Linked DNA regions of Homo sapiens: region 1 is linked to region 2. The links are chromatin contacts, found by Hi-C or POLR2A ChIA-PET in ENCODE. All regions are on one chromosome and are shown on one strand. The core of a region is the stretch at or near the end of the contact, and the rest is flanking DNA. Distances in the headings are between cores, read along the strand shown.

Region 1 (5,403 bases), core at 1,146-3,645, 52 kb after region 2:
GTGCTCCAGCTTGGTGTGGCTGAACTCTAGGCTGATGACGTTGTACAGCTTGTCCCGCTGGGCCTCGGGCGTCTCGTAGTAACGCACAAACTGGGACATGCTCATCTCCGTGCCCTTCTGGGTGTTCACATCCATCACGTCCACAAGCCGCCGGCTCCCTGGAGGCAGAAGCCACACACTGGTTGTTCCTGCCGGCTTAAGGCTCCAGATCCTACATGGGAGCCCCTCACTAAACAAAAGCTGCTCCTCCACGTTTCCCCACAGTCCTCACCCCTCTTCCTCATCTGTTCAATTACCTCACCCCATCGGCTTTCCTTCTGGGATCTGTCTCCCACCCACCTTGCTTCCCTGCACCACCATGGCCTCCACGCCAGTCTGCGATGACCTCAAAAGCTACCTAAAGGGGCCCAAGCAGCTGGGCATGGTGGCTTAAGGCTGTAATCCCAGCACTTTGGGAGGCCGAGGTGGAGGGATCACCTGAGGTCAGGAGTTTGAGACCAGCCTGGCCAACATGGTGAAACCCTGTATCTACTAAAAATACAAAGATGGCCAGGCATGATGGCTCATGCCTGTAATCCCAGCACTTTGGGAGGCCGAGGAGGGCGGATTACCTGAGGTCAGGAGTTCGAGACCAGCCTGGCCAACATAGTGAAACCCCGTTTCTACTAAAAATACAAAAAATAGCCGGGCGTGGTGGCTCACGCCTATAGTGCCAGCTACTCAGGAAACTGAGGCAAGAGGATAGCTTGAACCCGGAAGGCAGAGGTTGCAGTGAGCTGAGATGGCGCCACCTCACTCCAGCCTGGGCAACAGAGCAAGACTTTGTCTCAAAAAAAAAAAAAAGAAAGAAAGAAAAGGAAATAAACATATAAACAAGAAAATCCCAAGAAGCCAGTGACCACCTTTCTTCACAGCCACCTCAACAGGTTACAGGTTAAACCAGCCAAAGGCCACCATATGATGACAGCCCAAGGGCCAAATCCAGCCTACGGCCTATCATTGTGTGACCCAGAAGTTAAGAATTTTTTAACTTTCCTTTTTACTCTGTTGCCCAGACTGAGATCATGCAGTGGCACAATCTCGGCTCACTGCAACCTCCACTTCCTGGGTTCAAGCAATTCTCATGCCTCAGCCTCCTGAATAGCTGGGATTACAGGCATGTGCTACCACACCTTGCTAAGTTTTATATTTTTAGTAGAGATGGGGTTTCGCCATGTTGGTCAGGCTGGTCTTGAACTCCTGACCTCAAGGGATCCACCCACCTCAGCCTCCCAAAGTACTGGGATTACAGGCATGAGCCACCGCAACTGGCCTAGATTTTTTTTTCCCTACAATAGCCATACGTTTTGAGGGGTTTTCCATTTTTGTTAACGGAGGGGGAAAAATCAAAAGAAGAATACTATTTTGTGATATGAAAACTATATGAAACCCAAATTCTCAGGTCCATTTACAAAGCTTTCCTGGGGCACAGCCACGGTCATCGGTTCACATATTGTATAGGGCTGGCTCCGTGCGACAATGGCAGAGCTAAGTAGTTGCAACAGACCAAATGGCCTGAAAACCCGTAAGTATTTACTCTCTGGCACTTAACAGAGAAAGTTTGCTGGCCCTTGAACTAGACAGAACTCTCATGGAACTTAGATGTTGATATGGGTAATAGTCTCATCCCGTTCACTGAACCTGCCCTCTAACAGGCCCGTGGTCAATATTTGTTGAATAAATAAACATAGCCTTTCATGTGGTCGGAACTGAAAAATAAAAGTAACTCTGTGTAATCCCAGCACTTAGAAAAGCAGAGGTGGGAGGATGGTGCTTGAGCCTGGGAGTTTGAGACCAGCCTGGGGAACACAGCAAGATTCCATTCTTTTTTTTTTTTTTTTTTTGAGACAGGGTCTCGCTCTGTCACCCAGGCTGGAGAGCAATGGCACGATCGTGGCTCACTGCAGCCTCAACCTCCCTGGCTCGAGGGATCCTCCAGCCTCAGCCTCCTGAATAGCTGGGACTACAGGGCGGCACCACCACATCCAACCAGGTTTTTATTTTTTGTAGAGACAGGGTTTTGGTTTTCTTTGTTTGGTTGGTTGGTTTTTGAGACAAAGTCTCGCTCTGTCGCCCAGGTTGGAGTATAGTGGCACAATCTCAGCTTACTGCAACCTCCACCTGCGGGGTTCAAGTGATTCTCCTGCCTCAGCCTCCCGAGCAGCTGGAATTAAGGGCGTGCACCACCGCACCCGGCTCTTTTTCGTATTTTTAGTAGAGATGGAGTTTCGCCATATTGGCCAGGCTGGTCTTGAACTCCTGACCTCAAGTGATCCGCCCGCCTCAGCCTCCCAAAGTGCTGGGATTACAGGTGTGAGCCACCGCGCCCAGCATGACAGGGTTTCATTAAGTTGCCCAGGCTGGGAGACCACATTCTCCACAAAAAGGAAACAAAAAAAGAAAGTAACACCTTAAGTATGTAAGAGAACTTGGGTATTTCTATCTTTTGGGTTCAAGATCTAAATTTCACAGCAACCTGGAAAAGCAAGGTGAGACAGTCTGTTTTACAAATGGGGAGACCAAGGCCCAGAGACACAGCAACTGGCTCAAGCTCCCCAGAGTAGACTCTTACTACCAATTACAACCATTACCATTTACTATGTGTGTCAGCACAGGCGGGTTCTCTACATATATTATCTTGTGTTAGGTTCATCGTGGTCACAGCTCTGTGAAGCAGAACTTCAATTACACCCATTTAATGGAGGAGAAGCTGAGACTTGGACAACTAACTCGCCCAGGAATGCCCAATTCGTGAGTGGCAGAGTGGTATTTGAATCCAATTCATTCTAATGCCTAAGCCCAGGTTCCTCTCCCATCCCCCGAATACTGAATCTTGATCGTATGCTAAGGTTGAAACATGACCCCAGACCTGGCCAAGTGCAGTGGCTCATGCCTGTAATCCCAGCACTTTTGGAGGCCGAGATGGGTGGATCACCTGAGGTCAGGAGTTCAAGACCAGCCTGGCCAACATGGCAAAACCCTATCTCTACTAAAAATACAAAAATTAGCCAAGTATGGTGGCACACGTCTGTAATCCCAGCTACTTGGGAGGCTGAGGTAGGAGAATTGCTTGAACCCAGGAGGTGGAGGTTGCAGTGAGCTGAGGTCGTGCCATTGCACTCTAGCCTGGGTGACATGGTGAGACTCTGTCTTAATTAAAAAAAAAAAAAAAAAAGATTCCAGACCACAGCAGTGGCCAGGTCCCTCCCCATGGACCCTAGGAAGCAGTGGATCCAGGGGAAAGCAGCTTTTGTTTTGGCGTCTGGAGTGCAGATCCACCAGGGGGCATCCCCGTTCTTCGCTGGATATTCTGGCCTTGATCTTGGCAAGGCTAGCTCCTTCCTTACCCAGGTGCCTGGAATACGTGGGCGCCACTCAGATTTTCCAGGAGGCCCACCTGGCAGAAACCCTGCTGTCAGAACCCCAGTACCAGCCGGGCACGGTGGCTCACGCCTGTAATCCCAGCACTTTGGGAGGCTGAGGCGGGCAGATCATGAGGTCAGGAGATTGAGACCATCTTGGCTAACACGGTGAAACCCCGAGAATACTAAAAATACAAAAAATCCGCCGGGTGTGGTGGCGGGCGCCTGTAGTCCCAGCTACTTGGGAGGCTGAGTCAGGAGAATGGCGTGAACCCGGGAGGCGGGGTTGCAGCGAGCCGAGATCGCGCCACTGCACTACAGCCTGGGCGACAGAGCAAGACTCTGTCTCAAAAAAAAAAAAGAAAGAAAGAACCCCGGTACCCTCCCCACTCTCGCTCTCTGGCCAGCCTCCCACCTCCACCCACTTCTCCTCCCTAATCTTGCTCAAGGTCATGTCTGCAAAGCTCCCTGTGCAAAGGAGTCTGCTGGGCAGGTAGCAAATAGGATAAAGAGCACTAAAATCACGAACCCAGAGTCCTGCAAGTCAGCACTGAAGGCCAAGCTCAGCTACCCCTACCCACACACTGTTAAAATTTAGAGGGTTCGGTTCCCAGCGGAGCCTCCAGCCTGTGCCTCGGGCTCTTGGCTTCTCTGGGAATCAGTTTCTTCTTCATCTATAACATGGGGAACAAATAGCCAGCCCAGGAGCTGTCCTGAGACATAACTGAGTTCATGCACTTCACACTCACTTGGAGCACCTACAGGTAGGTAGCGTTACCGAGTCGGTCAGTTTCATCTGTAACTAGAGGTGGAGAAGGTGAGGAGCTGGGAAGTTTAGGGACTTGCCCAGCATCACAGCCAGTTAAATCGTTGCTGGCCAGTCCCAGTGAACAGACTGCTTAGGACCCTACAACATATTCAAGATGCAAATGGGTGTGGGGTTCTTCTGGGGAATGATGAAAAAGTTCTAAAATGGACTTTCATAATGGTTGCACAGCTCTGTGAATATACTGAAAACAAGTGAATTGTGGCCGGCCTTGGTGGCTGGTGGCTCACACCTGTAATCCCAACAGTTTGGGAGACAGAGCTGGAAGGAGCGCTGGGCCCTAGAAGTTTGAGATCAGCCTGGGTAATATAGTGACACCCCAGCTCCACACACACACACACACACACACACACACACACACACACACACACACACACAAATTGGCCAAGCATGGTGACCCACACCGGTGGTCCCAGCTACTCTGAAGGCTGAAGTGGGAGGACTGCTTGAGCGTCAGGAGGTTGAGGCTCCAGTGAGCCATGATCGTGCCACTGCACTCCAGCTTGGGCAACAGAGCCAGATCCTGTCTCAAAAAAAAAAAAAGTGGGGTGAAATGAATTGTATGGTCTGTGACTTATATTTCAATGAAACTTTTTACTTTTTTAAAATGGAGAGTCTCAGAGATGGCAAGTAATCTGGGAGTGTTTCCAAATAAATGTATACCTTGTATATATCATGATACTTGCCCTTTGTAACATACTTTTTTTTTTTTTTGAGACAAAGTCTCTCTTTTGTCCCCCAGGCTGGAGTGCGATGGCGATGGCGCGATCTCGGCTCACTGCAACCTCTGCCTCCCAGGTTCAAGCGATTCTCCTGCCTCAGCCCCCCGAGTAGCTGGGATTACAGGCGCCTGCCACCACGCCCAGCTAATTTTTGTATTTTCAGTAGAGACGGGGTTTTACCATGTTGTCCAGGCTGGTCTAGAACTCCTGACCTCAGGTGATCCACCTGCCTCAGCCTCCCAAAGTGCTGGGATTACAGGCGTGAGCCACCGCACCCGGCCTGTAACATACTTTAAATTAACACTTTTATACTCTCATTTAATCCCAGGTATATATACCTCTCTCACATGCACACAGGTATTAATCCACAAGTTATGATTTTCAGTCTTAGTCCAAATGTGGACCAGAAAAAACAAAAGAACATCTGCATCTGGGATTCATGCAGCACTCAAAT
Region 2 (4,881 bases), core at 1-2,500:
GCCACCACATCCAGTCAATAAATTTTTTTTTTTTTTTTTTGAGATGGAATCTTGCTCTGTCGCCCAGGCTAGAGTGCAGTGGCACAATCTTAGCTCACTGCAGCCTCTACCTCCCCAGTTCCACCGACTCCCTGCCTCAGCCTCCTGGGGAGCTGGGATTACAGGCACACACCACCATGCCCAGCTAATTTTTGTATCTTTTTTTTTTTTTTTAGTAGAGACAGGTTTCACCATGTTGGCCAGGCTGGTCTTGAACTGCTGACCTCAGGCGATCCACCCACCTCGGCCTCCCAAAGTGCTAGGATTATAGGCGTGAGCCACCACACCCGGCCAATAATTTTTTTAATTACAATTGTTCTTGGTAAGCCTGGGAAACACAGCGAGATCCCATCTCTACAAAAAAAATTTAAAAATTAGCTGGGCATGGTGGTGTGCACCTGTAGTCCTAGCTTCTTGGGGAGATTGAGGTGGGAGGATTGCTTGAGCCCAGGAGTTCGAGGCTGCAGTGAGCTATGATCACACAACTACACTCCAACCTGGGCAAAAGTAGGAGACTCTGTCTCTAAATAATAATAATGGCCAGGTGTGGTGGCTCACGCCTGTAATTCCAGCACTTTGAGAGGCCAAGGTGGACAAATCACCTGAGGTCAGGAGTTCAAGACAAGCCTGTCCAACATAGTGAAACCCCATCTCTATTAAAACTACAAAAAAATTAGCCAGGCATGGTGGCACGCGTCTGTGGTCTTAGCTGCTCGGGAGACTGAGGCAGGAGAATCACTTGAACCCGGAGGCAGAGGTTACAGTGAGCCAAGATCGCACCACTGCACTCTAGCCTGGGTGACAGAATGGGACTCTAACTCAAAAAAAAATAATTATTTAATAATAATTAAAAATAAAAAGAATTTTCCCCAAGTGCCCTGAGCCCAGGATCTCACACTCATACCTCCCGTTTCCCTCTGTGTGTGGCCCCCCTGCGGCCACCAGGGGGCGCCCTGGGCTCTGTCCCTCAGGGAAGAATTTTCATTTGTGTATGACAGGCTCCGGGAAAAGAAGATTATTCTAATTGGAGATTTCATCTCTGAGAAATAGGTTGTGCTGGAGGGAATCATGTCACTGGCTTCCCTAGGCCCTGCTTGAATTTATACACTCCCTGGGGCTCTCGGCAGCACAGATATAAGGAAGGCTGGGTGCCCTCACCAGCTCAGCCCCCTAAGGGTTACACCTTACACGCCCGTCCCCTCCGAAAGTCCAGGGCAGGTTTTCGAAGAGAAAGATCCAACCGTGGGACCCTTTCTGCGGGAAACTGCCCCGTACTGGACCTGACGAGATAACCACAGACAAGGGATGGCTGGGCCTGGGCGGCCCTTTATGCCAACTTCTCTCAAAGAGATAATTAGTTAACAATGGATTCGGGTCCCACTGCTTCCTAGGCTGGGGCTTTAATAATCAGAAACTCCCTCCATGCCATGACTAAAAATATCCCACTGTGAAAACAAGGCAGGCATCAGGGAAGAATCGCCATCCACAGGCCGGCAAAGGGAGGCGCAGCTTGGGGAACTCCTGCTCTGGGGAACCAGCACCCTCCGGGGTGCCCCCTTCTATGGGGAAAGAGACCCACCAGGCATCAACGCACCTGGGGTCTCTCAAGTACCCTCCCTCCATCCCAGCCCCACCGTCTGTGAAAACCCATCTGAAGTAGCTTGAATTGTGTCCCAAAAAATATGTGTTCAGGCCAGGCACAGTGGCTCCCGCCTGTAATCCCAGCACTTTGGGAGGCCGAGGCGGGCGGATCACTTGAGGCAAAGAGTTCGAGACCAGCCTGGTCAACATGGTGAGACCCTGTCTCTACTGAAAACACAAAAATTAGCCAGGCATGGCGGCACATGCCCATAGTCCCAGCTACTCAGGAGGATGAGGCAGGAGAATTGCTGGAACCCAGGAGGCGGGGGTTGTGGTGAGGCGAGATCACACCATTGAACTCCAGCCTGGGCAACAGAGCAAGATTCCATCTCAAAAAAAAATTTATTTTCAAGGTGAAATAATCCTGAATTTAGGGTAGACCCTAAACCCAATGTCAAGTGTCTTTATAATAAGAGAGATTTGGACAGAGACACAAAGAAGAAATCTACAAGAAAATGAAGGCAGATGGGTGTGGTGGCACCTGCCTGCAATCCCAGCTACTTGGGAGGCTGAGGCACGAGAATTGCTTGAACCCGGGAGGCGGATGTTGCAGCAAGCCAAGATCACGTCACTGCACTCCATCCAGCCTGTGCCACAGAGCAAGACTCTGTCTTCAAAAAAATAAATAAAATAAATACAAAGACCAAAAATAAGAAAAGAAAATGAAGGCAGAGACTGGAGTGATGCAGCCACATCCAAGGAATACCAAGAGCTGCCAGAAACCAGAGGAGGCCCGGAAGGATTCTCTTCTAGAGACTTTGGAGCGAGCAGAGCCCCGCTGACTCTTTTATTTCTGACTTCTGGCCCCCCAGGACTATTAAATAACATACTTGGTATTTTTTGTTGTTGTTTTTTGTTTGTTTGTTTTTTGAGACAGAGTCTTGCTCTGTCGCCCAGGCTGGAGTGCAGTGGCACAACCTCAGCTCACTGCAACCTCCGCCTCCTGGGTTCAAGCGATTCTCCTGCCTCAGCCTCCAGAGTAGCTGTGATTACAGGCACGCACCACCATGCCCTGCTAATTTTTTTGTATTTTTAGTAGAGATGGGGTTTCACTATGTTGGCCAGGCTGGTCTCGAACTCCTGACCTCATGATCCGCCCGCCTCGGCCTCCCAAAGTGCTGAGATGATAGGCGTGAGCCACCGTGCCTAGCCGAGAGTGTGATGATTTTAAAAAGCCAACTGCGCTGGTGATCTGGGCTTTACACCTCACTGTTCTACATGTCAGTAAGACCCAGAAGAGGCCGCATCAATGAACAGGTGTGTTCCAGGGTCGGGAACTGACGACCTCAAGAGAAAAAAGCTGTGAACACCTTCCACAGTCATGGGTTTCACAGGCTCGCACATTTGACCCTGCACCGGCCTGTTTTCATTCTATGGTGTCTGAAATTTTTGGCTCTAGTTTGCTGAGCTATTAAAGGCCCTGTGCTAAAGTGTCACCTCACGGAGTCCTCATGACCATGATGCTGTATTCCAAGTACTCCATTTTACTGCATTCCTCAAGAGCATTCGGCTGGTTTACAGATGGCACAGGGATTCGGTCTAATGCAGAACTTTTGGTCTTCAAAGAACACCTGGCCACACAGTGGCTCACACCTGTAATCCCAGCACCTGGGGAGGCCGAGATAGGCAGATTGCTTGAGGCCAGGAGTTCGAGACCAGCCTGGCCAACATGGCGAAACCCCACCTCTATTAAAATACAAGAATTAGCTGGGCGTGGTGGCGCATGCCTGTAATCCCAGCTACTTGGGAAGCTGAGGCAGGAGAATCACTTGAACCGAGGAGGCGGAGGTTGCAATGAGCCAAGATCACACCACTGCAGTCCAGCCTGGGCAACAGAGAGAGACTCGGACTCAAAAAAAAAGGTATCACCTGGCTGGATGAGGTGGTTCACACCTGTAATCCCAGCAGTTTGAGAGGCTGAGGTAGATGGATTGCTTGAGCCAAGGAGTTCGAGACCAGCCTGGGCAGCAGAGCGAGACCCCCATCTCTACCAAAAAAAAAAAAAAAAAAAAAAAAAAACTTAAATGAACTGAGCATGGTATCGCATGCCTGTAGTCCCAGCTACCTCGATCACCTGAGCTAGGAGGTCGAGGCTATGGAGAGCTGTTACTGTGCCACTGCTCTCCAGCCTCGGTGACAGAGCAAAAGACTCCATCTTGGTAAAAAAAATAAAATTTTTTTTTTAAAAAAGGAAATCAGGTTTTTTTGTGGGTTTTTTTTTTTTTTTGAGCAGAGTTTTGCTCTTGTCACCCAGGCTAGGGTGCAATGGCGCAATCTCAGCTCACTGCAACCTCCACCTCCCAGGTTCAAGTGATTCTCCTGCCTCAGTCTCTCTAGTAGCTGGGCCTACAGGCGTGCGCCATCACGCCCAACTAATCTTTGTATTTTTAGTAGAGATGGGGTTTTGCCATGTTTGCCAAGCTAGTCTCGAACTTCTGACCTCAGGTGATCCACCTGCCTTGGCCTCCCAAAGTGCTAGGATTACAGGCGTGAGTCACTGCGCCCGGGCTGTGGTGTTTTGTTTTTTTTTTTTCTTTTTTGAGACAGGGTCTGGCTCTGTCACCAAGGCTGGAGTACAGTGGTGCCATCACAGCTCACTGCAGCCTCAAACTCCTAGGCTCAGTAAATCCTCCTGCATCAGCCTTTCAAGTAGCTGGGACTACAGGCGCATGCCACTACTCCTGGCTAATTTTTTGTTCCTTTTGTTTTGTTTTGTTTTGTTTTTGTAGACTGGGGTCTCACTATGTTGCCCAGGGTGGCCTCAAACTCCTGAGCTCCAGCCACCCTCCCACTTTGGCCTCCCAAAGGGCTGGGATTACAGGTGTGAGTCACTGTGCACAGCCTAAACAGCAATCTTTAACTTGGAGGGGGGATGAGGGGGCTGCTGAGAGGTGAGAAGGGGGAAGGAAAGAGAAAGGGCAGGGGAAGTGTGGGTAGCTGGCCAAAGCCAGCCTGGCTCACCTTTAGCTGCAACCTATGTTCATGGCTTCCTTGTTCCTTAAAGTAATTCAGTGACACAGGTCCCTGCTGTTATGCCCATATCATAGTGAGGACACTGCAGTTTCACCCAAGGGTAAGTGCTTCAGAATGGCCATAAGAGTCCCAGAATCTGGTCCCCAGAAGGACAAAGCACATCCTCATTTTCCATACAGGTGAACAGAAAGGCGGACTGGCTTGCCCAAGGCCACACAGCGAGTAGCT

What was found. Hi-C counts contacts between places; a loop is a spot of excess contacts on that map. ChIA-PET counts read pairs that join two places held with the same protein, here RNA polymerase II (POLR2A). Pooled maps may share reads with other maps.
Region 1: a loop to region 2 is called in a map of MCF 10A, with 10 times the contacts of the local background. The contact joins two enhancer-like sites. A Hi-C loop is called at or near these places in 11 of 168 maps with a recorded cell type or tissue (B cell, CD8-positive, alpha-beta T cell, GM12878 and 8 more), 8 of 37 single-sample maps with no recorded cell type and 16 of 50 pooled maps. POLR2A ChIA-PET finds 5 or more read pairs at or near these places in 15 of 52 experiments (A549, B cell, BJ and 10 more).

Annotation. Positions count from the first base shown.
Region 1 is chr12:121,549,481-121,554,883 of GRCh38, forward strand. It overlaps KDM2B (lysine demethylase 2B), which reads right to left. Exons shown (of 23, transcript NM_032590.5): 5 at 1-158. Among named protein-coding and RNA genes, the nearest start is that of KDM2B-DT, 28 kb to the right of the region's middle. RefSeq lists an enhancer at 1-129. Within about 2 kb of position 2,396, at least 2 of the 41 ENCODE cell types and tissues checked have a DNase peak (open chromatin) inside an H3K27ac peak, as active enhancers do.
Region 2 is chr12:121,499,089-121,503,969 of GRCh38, forward strand. All of the region lies in intron 11 of KDM2B (lysine demethylase 2B), which reads right to left. Among named protein-coding and RNA genes, the nearest start is that of MIR7107, 57 kb to the left of the region's middle. RefSeq lists enhancers at 857-1,556, 908-1,007, 1,018-1,077, 1,108-1,167, 1,557-2,255 and 1 more. Within about 2 kb of position 1,251, at least 8 of the 41 ENCODE cell types and tissues checked have a DNase peak (open chromatin) inside an H3K27ac peak, as active enhancers do.